Regions from separate parts of the Homo sapiens genome. Here region 1 is linked to region 2. The links are chromatin loops, found by intact Hi-C in ENCODE. Cell type or tissue: prostate gland. All regions are shown on one strand.

What was found. Hi-C counts contacts between places; a loop is a spot of excess contacts. Peaks named below come from ENCODE experiments on the same cell type or tissue, not always from the same donor. Only the 100,000 strongest peaks of a DNase experiment are listed, where the experiment ranks them.
Region 1: it touches region 2 in a loop (7-fold over the local background); 7 of 110 quality-filtered maps call a loop at or near these places.

Annotation. Positions count from the first base shown.
Region 1 is chr14:30,654,835-30,657,334 of GRCh38, reverse strand. All of the region lies in intron 10 of SCFD1 (sec1 family domain containing 1), which reads right to left. Among named protein-coding and RNA genes, the nearest start is that of SCFD1, 34 kb to the right of the region's middle. In prostate gland, a CTCF peak has its summit at 975 (motif pointing left); a DNase peak (open chromatin) is centred at 954.
Region 2 is chr14:31,081,212-31,083,711 of GRCh38, reverse strand. The region is part of intron 5 of AP4S1 (adaptor related protein complex 4 subunit sigma 1); the gene reads right to left. Among named protein-coding and RNA genes, the nearest start is that of STRN3, 56 kb to the right of the region's middle. RefSeq lists a silencer at 1,455-1,534. In prostate gland, a CTCF peak has its summit at 1,503 (motif pointing right); no DNase peak of the experiment used is centred here.

The sequences.
Region 1 (2,500 bases), 430 kb after region 2:
CCCTAAGTTATATTTCCCAATTTCCTCTTCTGACAATGGAGACTGAGTCTACCCTTTTTATGTTGCAATTATTTGTACATGTGTCTTATCTCCTGTACTCAAAGCACCCTGTACTTTAATTTCCTCCATCCAGGGGAATGAAGAGGGAGCCCAGGGACTCTTAAAGTTCAAGAATTGGAAAGGATCCCTAGACATCTCGGTGTTTTAGATTGCCTTAACACCAACACCACTGGCAGGTGTGATGAGGCACCCGTGATCTGTATGCTATGCTCTTATTAAGACACTTGCCCCTTGCTCCTACCCAACAGTAAGGGCCCCACCAACCAAATATGATTTGAGACTACCAATACTATCTTATTATGCCCATTAATCCCTGTACAACTCTTTAACCTCCAATCCCACTGAGACCCCATCTCCTATTCTTACCCTACTCTAGAAATCCTGTCATCACTTCTGGAACCCATACTCAGTCATCAGCAAAATCTCCTATTCTGAACATCCTCTCTAAACTTTCCCTGTTCTTTCTTGCTCTAATTGAACTCCAACTGGCTAACCCCTGGAGCCTTCTCAAATGGGAACCTGATTTTTTTTTTTCTTTAACCTCTCACAGCTCATACCACTGGATCTGAGACTGGAATTAGGTGTCTTCCTTGCTACTCCCAGACTCTTTACTTGCCCTCTTTCCTAAAACTAGCTTTGAAACTCATGTTGTCAGCCTGTAACCATGGTTCTCAATTGGGCAATTTTGCCCCTTTCTGCCACCCGGGGTATAATTGGCGTGTGTAAGACGTTTTGATTGTCACAACTGAGGGAGTTCCACTGGCACCTAGAGAGTCAAGGCCAGGAATGATGCTAAACATCCTACAATGCACAGGACAGCTCCCCCTGCCCCCCAACAAAGAATGATCAGGTCCAAAACGTCAATAATGCCAAGGTTGAGAAATCCTGGTCCACAGTGCTCACTAATGCCACCTGCAGGACGCTCTTATCTCCTGCATCATTAACTTCGCTGTTTGGATCATTCCCATTAGTATACAAACATGTTGTAATTTCCGTCATTTAAAAATATTTTCTGTCCGGGTGCAGTGGCTCATGCTTGTAATCTCAGCACTTTGGGAGGCTGAGGACCAGACTTTTTTCCTGAACTCCAGACTCATGTAACTACCTACTCAACATTTACATTTTGATATCTTAATGGGCACCTCATTTTTTTTTTTTTGAGACAGGGTCTTTACTCTGTTACCCAGGCTGGAGGACAGTGATGTGATCACAGTTCACTGTAGTAGCCACAACCTGTTGGGGATCAACTGATCCTCCCACCTAAGCCTCCTGAGTAGGTGTGCCACCACAAGTCACTAATTTTTATTTTTTGTAAAGATGGTGCTTCCTTATGTTGCCAGGCTGGTCTTGAACTCCTGGGCCCACGTGATCCTCCTGCCTTGGCCTCCCCAAGTGCTGAGATTACAGGTATGAGCCACCATGCCTGGCCGGCATCTCACATTTAACATACCCAAAACTAAACATCTGATCTTCCCTGGGGAAACTGCCTTTTCCATCCCACTAAACAACAACGTCTTGCCATTTGCAAAGGCTAAAACCTTGGAGTCATCTTTGAGTTCTCTCTCTCTCTACATCTAACTCCCACATCTAACTTATCAGCAAATCCTATACTCTACAGTCAGTATAAAAAACACAGCCCTTACCATTTCTGTCCTGCTATAAGCTGCTATCATCTCAGCTAAGATAACTGCAACAGCCTCCTAACCGATCTTGCTCTTCCTGTGCCCCCAAGGAGTCCATTTTCAGTATAACAGCTAGAGTGACAGTCTTCAAATGTATATTAGAATCCCATGTGGTTCCCCATTTCCATCAAATTAAAGTCAATGGCCTTTACAATCACAATACAATCATATACTATAATCCCTAGAGTCCTGTATTATATTGCTTCCTGGGTCCTATTTATTTAACCTTTTCTCCTGCTTCTCTTCCCCTGCCTCTCTTCATTGTAGCCATCTGGCTGCCCTGCCATTTTCCAAACATATTAGTCATCCTTCTGCTTATGTTCTTTTCCCACATAGCTATATAATTCACTACCTTACCTCCTTTAGATCTTTACTCAAATGTCATTTTATCAGTGAGAACTTCCCTGTTTTAAAATTTCACTCCTGTTCACCATTATCTACTTTACTGTCTTTCAGGGTATCTTCCACCTTCTGAAATGCTGCAAGTTTTATTTTCTTTATTGCCTGTTTCCCCTACTAGAATGTAAGCTCTAGAAAGACAGGAAAGCTATTGTTTTTGTTACTATTGAAGCCAGGGTTTAGAAAGTGTGTTAAAGAGTAGGCACTCAAATATTGGTAGAACTGAATTCCTCCTCTCCCACCTCTTACTTGACCTCCTAAAGCCTGATTCCATGTTCTACTACTTAGGGTTTAATTTAAGAGTCCCTTTGATTCTTCTTGCCCTGTCTACTGAATTAAAGTTGACTGCTATTTCTTCG
Region 2 (2,500 bases):
AGAGTGAGACCCCATCTCCTCAAAAAATAAATTTAAAAAATTAGCCAGGCATGGTGTTGTGTACCTGTAGTCCCAGCTACTTGGGAGGCTGAGGTAGGAGGATCACTTGAGCCCAGGAGATCCAGGGTGTAGTGAGCCATGATCGCACCTCTGCACTCCAGCCTGGGTGACAGAGCAAGACCTTGTCTCAAAAAAAAAAAAAAAAAAAAAAAAAAGAGTGTCAACAGAAAAGAGGTGCCACATGCCCTTCTCTGCTGCCTGCTCTACTTTTAGACCACTGGAAGTACAAGTGAGATCAAACCTGGAGCAAAGACATAATATTCCAGGTCTAGAAAGACTTAGTTCTCCTCTCTAAATGATGTAAAATTCCTAATTTGCCAGATGGATATGCCTAAGTAATTCCTAAGGACAGTAAATACATATAACTTGGTTAGAAGGGAAGAGAGGGTGAAAATGAAACCAGGTAAAATGAAGGGAAAATTGTGTATCTTGACGTAAAATTTTAATTCAAACAAGAATGCTGGAGCTCATCACACAGACCTATACTACACACCAGAAGGCTACAAAGACAAGTATACCCATCTTTATTTCTACTAAACATCTAGTAAATATACGACACATCAACACAACTCATCCAACTATAATACATATCCCTTCACCTCTGATTCACGTTAACTCTCTCAATATCTAGTCTTGTAAGACTCTCTTCCTGTTTTAGATGTAAGGTAACTCAGCTCAGTTACCTAAAGTCATGGCAACATCAACTATTAAGGCTGATCAGGTGTTAAAGCTCTTCTAGTCTTTTTTTTTTTTTTTGAGACGGAGTCTCGCTCTGTCGCCCAGGCTGGAGTGCAGTGGCGCAATCTCGGCTCACTGCAAGCTCCGCCTCCCGGGTTCACGCCATTCTCCTGCCTCAGCCTCCCAAGTAGCTGGGACTACAGGCGCCCGCCACCGCGCCCGGCTAATTTTTTGTATTTTTAGTAGAGACGGGGTTTCACCTTGTTAGCCAGGATGGTCTCGATCTCCTGACCTCATGATCCACCCGCCTCGGCCTCCCAAAGTGCTGGGATTACAGGCGTGAGCCACCGCGCCCGGCCAAAGCTCTTCTAGTCTTAATTCTCTCATTTTAAGATGAGCGGGTTATGTGTCTTGTCCAATACACACAGCTAGTCAGTGGCAAGACCAAAAGTGGAAATTGAGTTCTCTACTCCCAGTGAAGTGTCTTTTAGCCCTTGCTATCTTCCTGATGACTGTTTAAATCAAAAAGCTTTTTGTCTACTTGTACCTTGTTCAAGTAGGAAGAGATTTATTTTGAATTGCTTTGAATGGCTTAATTCAGATAGAATATTACATGTTGAATAAAAATATACTGTAATATACAGACCATGCTGAGTGAAAATACACCATAATATACAACGTGGTCTGTATATCACGGTATATTTTTATTCAGCATGCTAAAACCTACAAAGGGATCTATAGTCCCTTCTAGGTCACAGGGATCATAGATTTGGGTCACTCACCACTAGAGGGCACTCAGATTTTCCCAGTTACTTTACAGAGGCTTCCAAATTAAGGGCACAAAATGAATTTGTCAACACAGTGACATTTCCTATCAGTAATAACAAGTAAATAGCAATTTCCCCAGAAATACTAAGTGGATGCAAACATACTGGTTCTGGGCATTTATATAAGTGTATATATAAATTTATAAATTAGGCCGGACGTGGTGGCTCACGCCTGTAATCCCAGCACTTTGGGAGGCTGAGGCAGGCGGATCATCTGAGGTGAGGAGTTCAAAACCAACCTGGCTAACATGGCGAAACCCCATCTCTACAAAATGTATATATATATATCATATATATACACATCAGACACTACGCCCAGAACCAGTAGTTTTGCATCCACTTAATATTTCTGGCAAAATGTGGAAAAATGCCTGTGTGTTTGTGCACGTACACACACATACACACACACACATAAATACATGTATGTATATATACACATAAACATTGTTATAATTCATATATAGTTGTTATATTCTTATATAAATATTTATATATAAACATTTGTTATAATTAATTTACTATTTTATATTCAAACTTGATGTGTTCTTAAAGGACTCAAGTGGTAGGTAGATTTTTGAAGTAAAAAATAAACTTAAAAATTAACTTGCCTCCCAAACACTCGCACAAAGCCTGGAGGGCTCCTGCCAAAATCTGTGGGCCTGCAGTATTCTAAGCAAATCGTGCTTGTTTTGAGGGTCCTTGGGTATTGTGATTTAAAAGAGACAGAAGAAAAGGCAAAAAGGAGAACTTTCTCTGCTATCAAGGAATGAATACATTTGATAGCAATGAATACAAGCCAGGCAATTTCTTTAACCTTCCAGTTTATCAACACTGAAGGCCTTATTCTGGTCATGTAGGGGATTTCTAGAGATTTAGACCTGGCACCCTGGAAATCCAGTTTCTGGAGGAGGACTAAACACTTTTTTGGCTGTGTT